Regions from separate parts of the Mus musculus genome. Here region 1 is linked to region 2. A link is a loop called in an ENCODE intact Hi-C map of the cell type or tissue named here. Cell type or tissue: heart. All regions are shown on one strand. Links, peaks and the distances in the headings refer to the core of each region. The heading gives the core; the rest is flanking DNA.

Region 1 (9,154 bases), core at 871-8,870, 86 kb before region 2:
GCATATTTTTTTTCTCCTTTGGTCACCTGCCAGTTCTCAAAATTATAGCAGTGGGAAGAAATGCAAATGAAGGGCGTGCTTGACAGCTAAACATAATGGAATGCATGGTCTACATTTGAAAAGTTACCTTAAGATAAAAGGTAGCATAGAGAAAAAAAATCCCTTCTTTAAGGTCACCTATGGCTTTGAATTATAGCTTAGAGAGATTTCCAATTTAGTCATCAGAGAGGAAGAAGCCAAAATAAGGATTATATCCTTTGCTGGGGGGAAAAGATAGAGCTTCACTTCACAATCATTGGGTGATCCAGCAAAGCAGAAACCACAAACAAAACCATCAAATGAAGAAACAAAGCGCCCACTCCCATGCAGCCATGGTGTGGAGCGACATTCATGAAAAACCACAGAGTATCTTCTAGGCTAATTGTATTCTTGCAGCTTATAAGTTTGTTTTCTTATTAATAATAAGCAAAAGGAATCACCTTGACATAGGATAAAATATGAAAATTTCGGGCTCCATCAAGAATTGCAGTTGATGCTATGGGTCTATAAGACTTGAAGGAAAGTATTTCATTATTCAGATAAACATGTTTTTCAAATAGGGTGGTGGTAAGTTACTGGACATATGCTGAATTGTTCTGAAAATGTTTAACTAAGCCGTTGGATATATGTGTACTTGTTTGAGTTAGAATCATCCTGTAAACAGGCTGGCCAAGAATTTGAAATCTTGGGATAGCAAATATGTTCCATGTTAGTGTCTGTCTGTCTATCTATCTATCTATCTATCTATCTATCTATCTATCTATCTATCTATCTACCTACCTACCTACCTACCTACCTACCTACCTACCTACCTACCTATCTATCTACCTATCTATCTATCTATCTATCTATCTATCTATCTATCTATCTATCTATCTATCTATCTATTTACCTACCTACCTACCTACCTACCTATCATTTATCTATCTATCTCTTCTCTCTCTCTCTCTCTCTCTCTCTCTCTCTCTCTCTCTCTGTCATAGTGCATGAAGGTTGAACCCAGGGTCCGGTATATTGAGAGTGCTTGCTACTCTTGCATAGGATATGCATTCTGTTCCTAGCCATGGTTAGCCCAGCAGCATCTCTAACTTCAGCTACAGAGGATCCGATGCCCTCATCCAACCTCTGTTGGTGTCTGCACACATGTGTGCACACACTCACATTGACCAAAACACGAATGTGAACTTGGATACTGTACTGGCTGGTTTTGTGTGTCAACTTGACACAAGCTGGAGTTATCACAGAGAAAAGAGCCTCCCTTGAGGAAATGCCTCCATGAGATCCAGCTGTAAGGCATTTTCTCAATTAGTGATCAAGGGGAAGGGCCCACTCTGGGTGGTGCCGTCCCTGGGATGGTAGTCTCAGGTTCTATAAGAAAGCAAGCTGAGCAAGCCAGGGGAAGCAAGCCAGTAAGTAACATCCCTCCATGGCCTCTGCATCAGCTCCTGCTTCCTGACCTGCTTGAGTTCCAGTCCTGACTTCTTTTGGTGATGAACATCAATATGAAGTATAAGCTGAATAAACCCTATTCTCCCTAACTTGCTTCTTGGTCATGATGTTTGTGCAGGAATACAAACCTTGACTAAGTTAAGGAGGCAGTAGTAGGCACCACAGCACAGTCAAAAATGATACATATTGAGAAATAAATTTGCCCAAGCAGGTGAAAGTGAAGTTTACTAGAAAATGCAAAAAATTTTTTAAAAAAATCGATGGAAGAGAATGAGTGTCGTGAAGCACTTCAGTGATCCCACCACTCGGGAAGTGGAGGCAGGAGGAGCAGGACTTCAGGGTCGTCTTTGGCTTCATAATTGAGCCATGACCATTTTGGATTACATGAGATCTTGTTCCAGAAAAGTAAAAGTAAGTAAATAAATTGAAGAAGATTCTAATAAATGGGAAAAAACCCAATGGTTGCTAGTTGGAAGTCTTAGTATTGTTAAAACATTAACTCAATCCAAAGAGATCACAGCAACACTGTGTGTGTGTGTGTGTGTGTGTGTGTGTGTGTGTGTGTGTGTATGCATGTGTGGGTGTGCCCTCCCCCAACATACAGAAGAGCAAAAAATATATCCTTAAACATATCTTGGATCTCATGTACCCTTGAATAGTCAAAATAGTCTGGAGAAAGAAAAATAGATTTGATGCCCAATATTCTCTGATTTTAAAGCACACTACAAAGCAACAGGGATAGAGAACGCACAGTTCTGGAATAAGAACGGAAATTAAGTTCCTGAACCAGATAGTCAGTGAATGATCTTCAACAGGAGGCAAATATTCCACAGAAGGAAAGTGAGTAGGAAAGATGAATATCCAGATGCAGAAGACGAATCTGCACATTTACCTCATGCTAGACACAAAATATTAAACTAAAATAGATTAAAGACTCAAAGCCATCAAAGACTCAGAGAAATCAGGAAAATAAAACTCTTCGAGACCTTGTACTTTGTTTTGTTTTCTTGGATGTGACATCCAAGGCACAGCTAATAAAATTGAGAGAGAGAGAGAGAGAGAGAGAGAGAGAGAGAGAGAGAGAGAGAGTAGGGTAAATGTATAAACTGCATATCAAAGGAAACAGGCAAAAGGGCAAAGTGTGGAACAGAAGGAACTGACTGTAACTTACATAGCCAATACAAGGAAGGTCAATATTCAGGATATAACAGACCTCTACACGTTCACAATGACTAGAACCAAATGTCCAGATTTTAAAAACAGACAGAGGACTTGAAAAGATAACTTATCAAACAGTCCATAAAAGTGGCTGACAAACATCAACAAGATTTTATGATTGATCCTTTGGGAAACGGTGATTGAGATTGTGATGAGACGTCAGCTCACATTCACCTGTGCAGCCACAATCAATGGCAAAAGAAGAAGCTAAACGCTGGCAGAACCTGGCGAGCATGAGAGTGGTGCCTGGCACAGGGATGGGCGTGCAGGAGAGGCAGGCATCGAGGGAAGCAGCAGGAAATGGTCTTAGGCAGTAAAAGAGGAGGAGATGTACTTCTGGGCACGTGGTCCCAAGGGTCAGGACTCTGAAGGTGCCTGCACACCTCTGTTTGTAACAGCAGCCTTTATGCACATAATGGGTGTACGCAGTTTAACTGTCCAGTAACAGACGAGTGGATAGAAAGAAAAGAAATGTTGTTTGCGTCACATGCCTGCAATCCAGGCGCTTGTGTTTGGATGCTGGTGGATGGGGATTGGGTTCAAGGTCACTCTGCACTGCATAGTGAATTCTCAGCCAGCCTGGGCTATGTGAGGGCCTGCCTTAAAATCACCAATAATGATGTGTTCTATACACCGGAGTATTATACAGCCTTAAAAATGAAGAAAATGGGGGTCAGAGAGATGGCTCGGTGGTTAAGAGCACTGACTGTTTTCCAGAGGACATGGGTCCAATTCCCAGCACCCGAAAGGCAGCTCACAAGTATCTGTAACTCCAACATCTGACACCCTCACGCAGACATACGTGCAGGCAAAATACCAATGCACATAGGATAAAAATAAATTATTTTTAAAAAAGTTTTTAAAAAAGAAAAAAATAAGATGTCATATGCTATCACGTATGTGAAACAGGAGGGTATTTATTTAAAGGGAATAAATCAAAAGGGAAGGAAGACTGTCCATAATACCAAAGCCACACGTACAAAATTAAAGACATATAGGTATATATTAAAGTTAAAACCACACAAGGAGAAGTTAAAGTAAACTAAAGCCCAGAAATGAAACAGAAAGTAGAAAGTCAGTTCCTATGATCTTTAAGGAGAGATGGAGGGAATTTGTGGACACAGAAATTCCGTGTTTGGAGAAGAAAGATGAGTATGGAAATCCGTTTTGCTGAACTCACAGGGACGTGGTGTGAATATTCATCTGAGTATCAGTACAGACCTGAGTTTCTTCCCTTACAGGGGAAATTACATGTAGGTAAAAGAAGTCAGTAGAACTATGGCCACGGTAGGCAAGACCTCACACGTCCTAATTGAAGTAAATAACATAGTCCGTCACTTCTGTTCCTTCGGAGAGTTGGTTGATATCAGGATGATGGGAAAGACTGGCCGGAAGGTACTAAGTTGCAGTTAGATACATTCTGGAAGGTCTGGTGCTGTTATAAAGCAGAGTGACTGTGCAGAACAGCAGGGCATCGTGTGCTTTATTTGTTTTGTTTTGTTTTGTTTTGTTGTGTTGTGTTGCGACAGGGTCTCACGTACCTCAATCTGGCCTCAGCCTTGTTTAAGTAGCTGACACTGGCTTTGAGCCTTTGATTTTTCTGCCTTCTAAACGATGGAATTACAGGTATGTACTACAATCCAGTACAAGTTCAAGTATTTTCAAAAGCTTTTAAAAAGGATTTTGAATGCTGTCTTAGCCATAATGAGATAATATGGGTTTAACCCAATTTAAACATTACAGATGATATATGTTTATGTATATTGAAACATCATGATACCCCAATACTATGCATGTTTTATACTTTTATGTATCCATTAAAAATACATTCAGAAGCTGAGAGATGGTTTAGAGACTAACAACACTTCCTGCTTTTGCAGAGAACCATAGTTCAGAGTTCCCAGCTTTCACATCAGCCTGTAAGACTACCAACAAAGGGATCTGATATCTAATGCCCTCTACTGGCCAGGTCTGGCAACTGCACTCACTAAGTACCGGAGTCTGTCTCTGTCTCTGTCTCTGTCTCTGTCTCTGTCTCTGTCTCTGTCTCTGTCTCTGTCTCTGTCTCTGTCTCTCTCTCTCTCTCTCTCTCTCTCTCTCTCTCTCAATCAAATGTAACTTAAAAACCTTTCAAATAAACAAATTTATGGTTCAGGCCTACTGCCACATGCCTGTAACCCCAGTACTCAGGAGCGGGAGGTATGAGGATCCTGAGTTTAAGATTAATGTGACATACCCAGAGAAGTCGAGGCTAAACTGCTCTACACAATGAGGTCTTGTCTGAGAAAACAAAACAGGAATGAGAAATGTGGACACCAACCCGGTCTCAAAACCCTCTACCTACCATCTGTCCTGCCTGCAAGATGTGCTGGGGCAGTGGTGGCCCAGAGCTTGTGGGAGCGGCCAACCAATGTTTGGTTTATCTGCTGTCTGGGTGGCCAGGAACTGGAGACTAGATAACCCAGAGACCTGAGAAAAAATGAAATAATTGCTAATAATGTTCTACTGTGCACATAGATAGGCAAGTGCCTTGTTCACTGGTCATCAGCGAAGCCTCCTCTGGCAGAAGTTGGGGGAAGGGTGCAGAGACCCACAGCCAGACGTTAAGTCTCCTCAGGTCCTTCCCTCCGTGATTTGGAGAGGGGGAACCCGGAAGGAAGGACTGTAGGACTCAGATGGGATGAATGGAGGACACCAGAAGAACAGTCAAATCAACTCGTCAGGGCTCACGTGGGTTCACGAAGACGGAAACTGCGCGCACAGGGTTGTCAGGGATCTGCACCAGGCCCTCTGTATATACGCTATGGCTGTTAGCTTGCTCTTATCGTGGGACTCCTAACAGTGGGAGCAGGTATGTCTCCCATCTTTTGCCTGCTTCTACCTATAAACAATGATGACGCTGGGAAGTTTATTTCTAAGTATCAGACTTAAGTATTCACATAGTGTGTAATGTGTATTATTGTATCATGTATGTAAATGTTTGTCGTGCCATAGATGAATGAAATTCTAGAACAGTTGTGATTTGTGCTTGCCAGAGTGGGACAGAGAAGCCGTGGAAGTGGGTGAGTGTCTGAGAGCTGGGGTCCCCACTCTTGGGGGAAATAAAGGCCGACGTTGTCTGGCTCTGCTCTTCTCCGCTGTACTAAACTGCAGACTCCTGCAGTTCTGAGAGTTCAAAGACGTCGCAGGGAATTTAAGAAGGGGGTGAGGGACTCACGGTTCTCTGGCCGATAGATCAGGTCGCAGTGCTTCAGGTAAAGAGTCACCAGGGCGGTGAACACGGACAGAGAAGGAAGCAGGATGCCAAGGGCCCCGGACCCCAAGGGCTGGATGCTTGAGATTCCCAGAAAGACAACAGCTGCATTCAGGTTCGCGGACCAGGAGGCCCTGGGGCACAGAGAGAGAAAGGAAAATCCCAGCGGTCATTGTACACAACACCTCGAGTAAAGCTGTGGGCATCTGATTTCAATCAGAATCGGTGCCAGGTGTCACTCGTCTCCCACACAAAGCATCCTCATTGTTTCACAAGCCTAGGAGCACTGCCTTCCTGTTACATTCGTTCCTTGTCCCCATTTCTGTTTCTGCTTAGAATAGATGCAGGGAGAGAGTGGATCCCCCATGAACCTGGAAAGTGCCTATCATTTGAGAACAAAAAGAAAAAAAAAACCTCTAAGTACAGAAAGACTCTAAAACTTCGGGATTGCCCTGTTTAAACCCAGGTTAGGCATTTAGTCAAAGTAAAGAGAGAGGTTTGAACAAAACCTCCTTCTACCTACCCTGGAGTTTGCAAATTATTTCTGGGAAAATATTCTCACCTCCCAACCGTTCACGGGATCTGCATTTAGCATCAGATTTTAAGGGTTTAGAATCTGATGTTATAACCCTAACCATGTCAAGCTAAAAATCTGCTGTTGAGACATGATATGATGCAATATGATATGATACAATACAATTTAGTCACAGATATTCCCCTCATTTATGAAGTTGTATTATGTGAGCATTTATGTTTCAGTTGTGCAAATTCTAATGTTGTTCCTTGGCTTAGGGACATGTGTCTGTGTGGAAGTGTGATCTATGGGAGTTCCTCCTGGCATGCCTGCCATGACATCCGGGTGACTTTTTTCTTCCTCCCCCTCCCTTCCCACTCCTCCCACTCTTCTGCCCTTCTTTTCTCTCTGCTTCTCCTTCCTACTCCATTTCCCCTTCCTCCTCCTCCCAGCTTCCAGCCACCTTCCCTCCACGAACCTCTACACTTCCTGTACCCCCTTCAGCCACATCCCCTGAGAGAGACTTCCTTCATACACCCCCTTCCACCCTTACCACAAATTCACACCCTCTATCCATCCCTTCAAACACACCCGTCCACACACGTCCACCATCTCCCACCCACACTCCTCCCATCACCTGCAGTCAGCAATCCCCACAACCTCTACTCCACAGCCTCTCTTCTCCTCTGTCTGTCTTCTAACATACCCGTTCTCTCTTCACAGAACTTCCTTACTGCTACTACTGTCAGCAAACCACCTCTTCCTGCCCACTGCCCTTCATGTATTTCCTACACCCATCATTCTCCTTCACAAACTCCTTTGCCCTCTAGTGAAACCCCACATCCACAATCCCTCTAGCCTTCCATCTGCCACTCTCTCCACCCACCGCATCTGTCCCCAGAACTGCTATCCACGTATGGTTCTACCATCCATCCAACGTCCAGCCTCCTCTCCATGCCCTGTCCTTCCACCCAAACCCCTTCCTACTCTCTACCACACTCACCCATGCCTCTTTCCTCTACCCTCTCTACTGTTCACCTGTCATCCACGTGCACATGTGCATCCCTCAATACTCTTCCACACGCTGTCATCAGCACCTCCTTCCACACACATATGCCACTCTCTATCCACCATCGACATAATGCAATATCCGTTTACCTGATCCAACCACTCAAATCCACATCCACCCACCGCCCACCTGCATCCATCTTTTTAATAGGCTATCTATCCTCAGTTCACCTCCACCAATTCTTCATGCACTCAGTCTATCCCTATCCACTTCAACGACCCCAACCCCACCTTATCCACCCTCATCTGCTCATATCCACTCCCTATCCACCTCCTTTCCTATTCATCTATCCCTATCCACTGAGACCCACCATCCATACAGCTTCTACCCACCACACTCATGCACTACCCACCAGCACCCACTCCCCATCTACCTCTCATTGGCTTCACAGCATACCCCTGTACATCCTCATCTACACCATCCAATGTCTCATCCAGCCACTGTTGCCGTGTGTGCACCCTCCTAATTACCTCCATTCACTCTTCTAATCCACAGTCCCATTGGTTCCTCCACCTACCTCCATCTTACTTTACCCCCATCCACTCCCATCTCCTCCCTCCTCCCCTATTCACCTCTCCCTCATCCTGTCCCATCAGGTCACTCCTCCTTACTGCCAATTAGGGTCCATTATATAAACATTTATTCTTTTTTGTTTGTTTTGTTTTGTTTTTTGAGACAGTGTTTCTCTGTGTAGACCAGGCAGTCCTTGAACTCAGAAATCTGCCTGCCTCTGCTTCCAAGTGCTGGGATGAAAGGTGTGCACCACCACTGCCCGGCAACATTTATTCTTCATTCATCCCATTATCTGTTAATTGACATTTTTTCCCAGCTCATAGCTATTACAAACACTGATGTTCAGATGTTTGTACAGATATGGGCATTCACTTCTTGTAGGTAAAAGTCTAGGAATGAAATGCCCAAGGTTTATGGTTTATGTTTACCTAATAGAAGAAACTTACAAGTGGGTTCTGAGACCCTGTGTTTTATGTTGTGATCACATTTGCAAATGCTCTAATCCATTTACACCATGGCCAACACTGAGGATGGTAGATTTGTATCAGTGTCTCATCGTGGGTAATGGTGGGTTACCTTCCTCTAATGGGTTCTGGCTTTCCATATCTTCTTTGATAAAGCTTTTGTGCAAACATGTCTTCCCCTTAAAGAGAAAGTTGTTGCTGGGAAGATGATCTTGTAGGTAATGTGATTGTTCTGCAAACATGGGACCTAGTTCAGGTTCCAGCTCCCATGTAAAAAGCCCAGCACAGCAAATCACTGTAAAACCAGTACTGAGAGGCAAAGAGTGGAGGGTCCATGGGGCTTGACTGGCCAGCCGATGTTGCCAATTCATAAACACTGTTTAGTAGGGAGCCTTGCTTCAAAAGTCACGTGGAAAATGATAGGAAAAGACACCCAACATTGACCTTTCACTTTCACACACTTATATATGAGTGTGCACCCACACACACAGCACACACACACACACACACACGCACACAAATTTAAAAGGTTGCTTTTCCCCCTTAATATTGCATTTAAAATCTTTATATGTCTGTAAATGAATTCTTTATCAGTTGGGTAGTTTTACAGTCTTTTCCTTTCAGCCTGGGACTTG
Region 2 (8,926 bases), core at 927-8,926:
ATTTTTAATTGAGTGTAAATGTATAGTTCCATTAAAAAACCCAAAACTTTCTTGGCTGATTGCAAAGGTTCTGAATGACAGAAGTCAAACCAGGAGTTCTCAATTTGGGGTGAATTATTTTCTGCTCACCACAAAAACTCTTAATACTATTTAATAATCTCAGCGCCTGTCATCCTTCTCTAGCACAGAGGCCCTTCCTTGGTTATTCTTGAAAATCTGTACTGTTGCTACGATGTTTCTTTTTCTAGAAAGAAACAGGCTTTCATTTCCAAGGCTGTCAAATGAGGGGCTTCCCAGCACACACAGATTCACTCCATTACTGCACATCAAGAGCTCATGCCTGTAGCTTGAAAATAGAAGTCTTTGGTGTAAGCCTTTGCCTGTTTGACAGCTCTGTTCTAAATTTTGAAACTAGTGGTACTGTAAAGTGCCTGTCTGACAATGGTGTACCAGAACTTAGTCGCGCAAAATAATTACTGTTCACGGTTCCTTAGTTGAAGTCAATAACTCCCTGCAAAACACAACATAATGCACAGATCTAAAGTTACTAAATCTAAACTGAGAAAAAGGGAAAATTTTAAAGATGTTTGGCAGAGGAAAAACAGGTCTGTATGAGATTTACCAAGTGATTTCTTTTTACCTATGGAGAGTTCTAATCTAAGAGGAGCTTTCTGGTAGAAAATATGGTCATTTCTATTAGTAAACTCTGGTAATTGTAGACAGTAATCTTATCGCTGTCAAAGAAACAGGTTATTACATGGACAGCGAAAGCTGTGTACTTCCTGTTTTCTGAATCTGAAATATTTTGTAAATTCCAATATTTGAAAGTCATCAGTACATTGCTGAAGGACATAATTAAATTATCACATGTTTTACATATACATATTATATTAATCAGGGTTCTCTAGAGTCTTAGAACTTATGAAATGAATATCTATCTATCTATCTATCTATCTATCTATCTATCATCTATCTATCTATCTAGCATCTATCTATTATATATAAAGAGAAATTATTGGAATGACTTACAGTCTTCAGTCCAACTAAACCAATATGGGCAGCTGTGAAGAGAGAGTCCATGAACCTAGTAGTTACTCAGTCCCACGAGGCTGAATGTTTCATCTGGGCTTCTGTATAAGTTGGAATCTGGAGAGCTAGGCTCCAATGGTTGTGCTGGCAAAATGAGTGCAAGCAGATGAAGAACAAACAAGCCCCTCCTTCTTCCATTGTCCTTATGTAGACCTCCAGCAGAAGGTGTGTTCCAGGTTAAAAGTATGCCTCAGGATCTGGGTTTAAGGTGTATGTTGATCAGGAATAAAAGTTTGTATCATCCCAGATCTGGAGCAAAAGCCGATGATTTTCCAGTCTCAAGAGCAGGATCGAAGACGTGCTTTTTTCTTGCTTCAAAATTGCCATCACAGGTGTTCCCTTCATATCTGGATTGTAGTTCATTCCAGATATAGTCAAGTTGACAAGTGAGAATAGCCAATAACCATCACAACACACACACACACACACACACACACACTCACTCGCACACATACTCACACACACACACTCACACATACACTCACACACACATATACACACACACACACATACACACACATACAAACACACTCACACTCACACACATACACACACACTCACACACACATGTTTATAACAACTGTTTATAACACTTTATAACTAAAACTTATACATTTATACATATATGTGTACATAGAGACCTAATCTTACTTCAGTTTTACCTTTGGTGCCTGGAAATCCTGGATGCTTCCTCTCGATCCTTAGTACATTACACACATCAGAACAGCAGGCCTTAGGAAAGTCTCTACTGATCCTGTAAATGGTCGTCCTGTCTTGATGCTGCTAGAGACGGGTGTTGCTTGCTGACTTGAATAAGAAGAGTAATCCGCAGAACCCTCTGTTATGACCCATTAGCATTTTCTCTTCTAAAAACAGCGATTGGGTCTTTTCACAAACTCCCTTCTTCATTTTTGATCCAAGGTCAAGGTGACTTGAGCCTTGGCTGATATGCAACTATTATGCTCATAGCTCATTGTTAGCTTTTGTAAAGGCTACAAACTCTTAAAAGCTACTCTTCGTGGTGTAGTTTGCTTTGATATTAAGTGTTTGAATCACCAAGTGTGATAAATGCACATACCCATGTACCAAATACCCTCATCTTCACCATTCTGGAAAGCTTATTACACTTTGCTATGGGTCAGAATACTTGTGTCCAGAAAATCTGTATTGAAACACAGTTCCCACTGTGGTGGTATTAAGAAGCCAAGGCTTTGGGAAGAGATTAAATCAGAGTGGAGTTGGTGTCTTTGTAAAGGGTGTGGGAGGTGGCTGGCCTGTGACTGAGTGAGGCTCTGTCTTAGAAGCAGTGCCCAGCCCCCATTGGCACCAGCTCTGCTCTGAATCAGGGCCTCGGGCTTGCCAGCCTCCATAACCATAAAGTTCCCTCTAACTCCACACACCTAAGGTGTTTTATCATAAGAGACAGACACATTCTTTGTTCTCAGCCATTTGCCACCCCCTTTCTAGTAAAAACAGCTACTTATTTATGTCTATTATTGTAAATTAGGTTTCTTTCTTTAAAAAAAATAATCTTTCATGTAAATGAAGCCATATGCTTTTGTGTTTGGTCTTCTTTTGTTTAGCATAATAATGAGTTTGAATCATGCCATCATGTGATCAGTAGCTTATTGCTTTTTCTTATGATATAGTCAGTAGAATGTAGTATGAATATACCACAATTAGCTTTTTTCATTCCCCTGCTCATGGATTGTTCTTGGATATCTTTCTTTGTGGCCATTCTTACTTCTTGGGTTAATATCTAGGAACAGTCTTTCTGGGATATAAATTTGTTTATATTTCTGAGAAACATAGAGACAGTTTTCCCAGCGGCATGGGATTCAGTAAGATATTCAATATCCTCTGCCACGTTGTGTTTAATTGTGACTGAATTGTACTGTCCCCCTGTTTAATGCATGTAAAGTTTCACTGAGAAAAGTGTTTCTCTCAAGCAAGTGGCCATAACAAGCAGGAAAGGTAGAAGGTAAAGCAGGTGTACATGCTAGAGAATGACCATCCCTCTGCATGCTTTATCTGCCACAAAAACACACACATGCACACACACATGTACACACACAGACACAGACACACACAGACACACACAGGCACACACAGACACACACAGGCACACACACACACACACACACACACACACACACACACACACACTGTTTTTCTAGTTACCAGAGGACTATTTGTCTTAAAGTTTGGAGGGAGTTTCTCTGAGAGATTTTTTCCCCCCTTAGGGTTAAAAGGGTGATAAGGAGAAAGGTTAAAAATTGGAATCCTTTTTACTCAAACTAAGACAAGCTAAACAATAATACTTATCCTTTTCAGTCATCTAAAGCACACCGAGGATGCAAGAGGAAGGGAAAAGCTGTGCTTGCACCCACAACGCTGGGGTATAGCCCCCCTTTAGCTTTAAACTTCATCATCAAACCAAGTATCTTGCATTCACTAAAGTGTTTGCTGAATTAAATCTATTACAAGCAAATGCTCATATTATACTAAAGACAGCAACAGATCTTTCTGCTATATGCACACGTAAAATCACATTTACCAGATGGTCAATAATTAGTAGGGCGTTACAGCAGAAACCCTTTATGTATTGATTAACTAGCCGATAGTTTGGACAAAGTTCAATGAGATCATTAGATGACTGAGATGCTCTTTGTAAAAGTGTGCCCTTGTTTTCCCACTGGCTTTCCGAAGATAAGAGTTAAGAATTTTTGTGCACCTTTCTGTGTAATCTTGCCTTCAGGATTTGTGCTGTCTTCCTTGGTGTAAATGAAGAGCTCTTTAAGTCCTTGCAGTACTAACCGCTCTCAAGGAAATTCAGAAAGCTCTGCTCCACTGCACTCAGTGTTCTGGTGTGGCCCCAGAGAGGAACTGAACAATGTTTTCAACTGAAATGAAAAGGTCGACCAAACACTCTTTTCAGATGTTCTACCAATCATGCCTTTAAAGAAACCATCTTCAGGACTGACTGACTTCAGCTTGGGTCAGCACATTGCTTCTTAATTCCTTTTAGTTTTTGGAAGGGATATAAAATAGAACTGTCTACTGAATCTTGAAAGTCAGAATCAGAGTGGGTCCTGGTGAGAAAAATCTTAGCCCTTGGGGGCTGAGGCAGGAATGGTCATAAGTTTGTGTACAGACTAGTGTGTACCACGCGTTCCAGACAGGGCTAAGTAACAAAATCCTCTCTAAAACGACAAATAAAACCAAACCAAAGAGGCACCCAGCTAAAACTCAGAAAATTAAGTGGTTCATACTGAAGAAGGAGGAGGAAGAAGACGAAGAGGAGGAAAATGAAGAAATAAAAAAGAGAATAATCGTGTAAAAGAAAGGAAGGAATAGAAAGAAAGGAAGAAAGAAAGAGAGAGAGAGAGGGAAGGAGGACAGGAGGGAGGAGGACAGAAGGGAGGGAGGGAGGGAGGGAGGGAAGAAAAGAAAAGAAAGGAAAAGAAAAGAAAAGAAAAGAAAAGAAAAGAAAAGGAAAGAAAAGAAAAGAAAAGAGAAAGACTGATTGATTCTCAGAGCAATGTGGGGCACAGGTGTAAACTGGTAAAGTTCCCGAGTGAAATGTTGCAGATGGGAACTTATCAACCTTAGAGCTCTCAGAGCTGGAGCTTGGCCATTACTGTGGGGCTCTGTGATGTGCAATAGCTTTGATGTTGCCCTAACGACCCTGCCCCCTTGCAACACTTTCCTAAGTCACTGTGAAACAAGTTAGTTGCCTAACAGACTCATAATTTCGCAGGTTTCACTTTGCACCCTGAAGGTATTCACAGCAATAGAGCCCCTCCCCCGAGATTTACATTTCCTTAAAACATTTTCTTTTTAGGTTTTCCAAATTCAACACTAAGGTCTTTTTGTTTCCAGCGACATAAAAGTTAGCAACCCCTTCCTTGCTTCCCTTCTTCCGGAGCCGGAACAGAACTGCCAAGATCCTTAGCAGAGAAAGACCCTCACCAGCCACAGCAGTTTCGGGGCGATTCAGGGGTGGGATTTGGCAAGCTCCGAAGGCGGGGCTTGGCACGGTCAGGAGGCGGGGTGATTAATAGAAAAATAGCCTGAAAAAGGGCGGTGCCAGCGCGGGTCCTGTTGGTGAAAAGTCCCAGAAGTGCACAGGCTCGGCAGGACAACTTGCAGCCCTTCTCCCTGGATTCAGGTGGGTGCTGCGCACGGCCACGGTGCTGCTCCCAGGCTAGGAGTGGGTGGGTGCAAGGGGCCGGTGGGTGGCAGGTGTAAGGCTAGAGAGTGGCTGTGCCTGTTTGAAAAGCCTTTGTTCCCTTTAGTTGTTTAAATGACCACCCCCCGCCCCCATTTTTGTGGCCCGCTCTAAATGAGAATTGTGCTTTTCTGTTCCTGCATTAAGTTTTCCTTTCTCAAACTCCAAGAAGAAACTTGGGAGCACGAGTCTTTTCATGTTTAAGAGATGGTTTTCTTATTTCTTATTTTCAAGCCCAAGTAGCATTCCCTTTGAAAGGGTCTCTTGATCTTGAGGGGAGGGGAAAAAAAATACATGCAAGTTGTAACAAGATGAGAAGTCACTGCGGTTTCAGCAACTTCTGTCCTTTCCCAGGGAGTAAAACCCTACAGTGTCCCGGGTGACTTGGACATGCAGGCCTTTCAACTTGTTGAAAAGTTGTTTGCTTTTCTAGATTCTCCTGTGGTAGGCAAGAGAAATCTCTACAAGTCTTTACACTGGTACTTTTGATATCATATGACTTACAGACTTAGCAGAGCAGCAGAGCGTGCTCTGTTGTGACTGTAGCCTGATGACCAAAGACCTGAGGGCGCAGCCCTTGGGCAGCTACTCCCCAGAGCCGCCCTCCCCTGTGGCCACTGTAGTCTGGCCCCACTGAGGCTGTAGGGAAGGTGCCTGGGACTCTGATCATGTGTGTATTTCTGTTCTTCCTCTGTTGCAGCCCTCTTTTCTGTCCTCACAACAAATGTGTTTGCTGCTTTCGATCCATTGAAAATTGAAGAGTCATGGCCTTGTGGCTGTGTGCCCAGATTTTCCAAGTTTCACAATACTGATGCAGATAGGGCAAACAGTTTTGAGAAGAAAAGAACTTTGCTTTTTCTTGGCTGAGGGCCCATGAGGAGAAAGAGGAGTATTTCTCAACTGCAGATAGCACTGGGGCAAAATATGACAACAGGAGTTACAGGAGAAGCTTCCAGGAAATGAGAAAACAGCACCCCACAATTCCTAGAATGGAATTGTGAGTCCAGGAACTATACAGGTCGGCGATGACAGGGCTCCAGAGACAGGCAGGTGGGGTCTCCAGTCTCCATTGTACCACCTGGCCTTATTTATACCCTACTCAAGCTTCTTTCCTTCAAAGTAGAAGAAAATGGTTTCTGTGTCGGAGTCTTTCATCCCAAGCTGTTTTCAGTCAACTGGTGGGCATCCCTTTGCTCTCTCCTGACAGGCATCCTGGGTAGGTGAAGAGACCCTTGTGTGATGGTGATTGTCCCGGGAGAGGGAGGGCCTAGGGCTTAGAGGGTGGACTAGCAGGCCAGGCACTGAGCTACAAACACTTTGGAAAACAGAACCCCACTGTTTTAGGATCTTGAGAGAAAGGTTTAGCCATCAGAACCTGAGACTTGACACTTGGCCACTTTTGTTATCCGCAGCTTCCGGCTGCGATGAGGTCATAGCAAACTGTAGGTAGTACCCTCTACTGCTGCATCTTCTACAGGCCTCAAGTTCTGGTCCCCTTAGGGTTGAGGGTAAGAGGCTCATCAGCCTTGGCAGGGTTGATGTTCTAGCTCCTGGGCTTGGAGTAGGGAGTCTAGACATTGAGCAACTCTGGAGTTTCTGAGTTCAGCATCGGAGTTTCTACCTTTGGCTCTTATTGTCTTTCTCACCTCTATTTTACCTCCTTTCTGCCCCAGTTGCCCCTAGCACCCCTCCGCTGTCCTTCCATGGCTTTTGTCCTGCTGCCTTGGGACTCAGTGTTCTTCCTTGGCTTCTCAGGCAGGTCGCTATGCTAGTGATGAACAGCACATGAAGTCAAGAAACTGGATGTGAGGATGTAGGCTTGGAACCCTAGCCCTTGAGAGGCTGGGGTAGGCATGCAGTGAGTTTGAGGCTAATCTGGGCTACATTGTGAGACTCGATCTCAAACGATCACATGTACACACTCAATATATAGACGATAAAAGGTTCTCAAGGGAAGGCTTTTGATGCTGCCATGCCAGGAAGCAGCGTAGAAGGTGCCTCTATGTTGGCTTACAGAGTAATCCAGAGAGAGTAGGTTGGCGCAGATCATAGCAGGCATTCATGAGTGAAGGGAAGGGCTGTGTTCTCACCCACCGTGGCACGGCCCCTCATACACGGGATAAGCTGCATTTGCACCAATCACAGCAGTCCACCACATGCAAAGAGAGAACTGCTCAGCAGCTAAGCTCCCAATTGGACTCCCCTCTCACTTGTGGAAAAGGTTTTGAGGTTTCCAGGATTCGCCCAGCTTGTGATGACTAAACATCTGGTGCAGCCATGGCTGGGACGAGGCCTTCAGGAGCCAGGGATGTGCATTGGAAGCAAGCAGCTGTGGTACTGTGTTGCCTACTTGAGGTGTCCATAAGGTACTCAGATGCTGGCGTGACAGTACTCCATCTGGGTGACTGACTGATGCTCTTGGGCATCAGTCATGTGCTGTGGGCAGCCTGGGAAGGGACTCAGATCACCCTGTCCACCCACACATTTGCTGACACACAAGAAAATAAATATCAGAAGGAGTGCTTACAGTAGGGGCTTACTTAAATTAATAATGATGTTAATAGTCTTTATCAGTGTTTCAATATGCTTAACCCCTTAATATCCCTTAAGGGAGAGGGGGGCCACTCACTTGTCTTACAGGGAGGTCTGGTATAACAAGCCTTTTGCAAACCTTTATCTGATTAGAACACTGCTACAGCAGGAGCACCTTTATCCAGCACTCACCCGGCACTAGCGATTATTAAAGTCCTTCATAGTCACTTAGTGCATAAAAAACAATATCCTCTGAGGTAGGACTGTCCAGTATCATTTTTTAGCGTGTGGTGGTATATACTGTAAGCTGAACTTCAGAGGTTGAGGCAGGAGGGTCAGGAGTACAGGGCCAGCAGGGGCTACATGCTGCATAGGAAAACTTGTTTTACAGGTATGGTAGCTCAGTTAATTTGTAAGTGGTCTGTTGAAATCTGCCTGGACTCCAGGCTGCTTCTAGAGTCTGTGTGAACTCTGTTCTTTCAGGGCACAGCCAACTCCACACCAAGGGAGTGGGCGAGATGCCAGTCGAGATAAGGATCCTGGAAGGGATAGATGATTACAGGAAAATCCATCCTTGTAAATATGTGTCCCATGTAACTTATGGTCAAATACCCTGTATTCCCAATTTTTCTCCTCCTCCTCCTTTTTCCTCTTCCTTTCCCTCCCTCCCTCCCTCCCTTCCTCCCTCCCTCCCTCCCTCCCTCCCTCCCTTCTCCCCCCGCCCATCTTCCTACCTACTTATCTACCTATCTTGGACACGTCCCTAACAGCAAGCTTTCAGTGAGTTTGTTTTTTTCATTACACAGCCTTGCCGTTGCCGTTATTCTGGTTTCAATTAGGCGTAGCAGGCTCACGGCAAGGAGAAAAGATCCAGAACGGTATTCCCTGCCTTTATGTGGTCAGGTCTGCCTATTTCTCCGTGGTCTTATCCTTACTCCCCATGATATGGTTCCCCTATACCTGGGAAGTGGAAGATTTCTGAGAGAGGAGGCTCATGGGCCCGTGGTGTAGACAGAATAGGGACTTGGTGCTGGCTGGTCTCCCAGAGTCACAGGCCTGAGAAGTTAGTCCCCA

What was found. Hi-C counts contacts between places; a loop is a spot of excess contacts. Peaks named below come from ENCODE experiments on the same cell type or tissue, not always from the same donor. Only the 100,000 strongest peaks of a DNase experiment are listed, where the experiment ranks them.
Region 1: it touches region 2 in a loop (2.3-fold over the local background); 3 of 42 quality-filtered maps call a loop at or near these places.

What each region holds. Positions count from the first base shown.
Region 1 is chr6:138,049,699-138,058,852 of GRCm38, forward strand. Slc15a5 (solute carrier family 15, member 5) reads right to left here. Exons shown (of 9, transcript NM_177787.4): 3 at 5,924-6,093. Among named protein-coding and RNA genes, the nearest start is that of Slc15a5, 26 kb to the right of the region's middle. In heart, for the core only: a CTCF peak has its summit at 4,659 (motif pointing left); no DNase peak of the experiment used is centred there; H3K27me3 peaks cover 325 bases.
Region 2 is chr6:138,135,347-138,144,272 of GRCm38, forward strand. It overlaps Mgst1 (microsomal glutathione S-transferase 1), which reads left to right and starts at 5,181. Exons shown (of 4, transcript NM_019946.5): 1 at 5,181-5,260. In heart, for the core only: no CTCF peak of the experiment used is centred there; DNase peaks (open chromatin) are centred at 5,165 and 6,085; H3K4me3 peaks cover 1,587 bases; H3K27ac peaks cover 1,344 bases.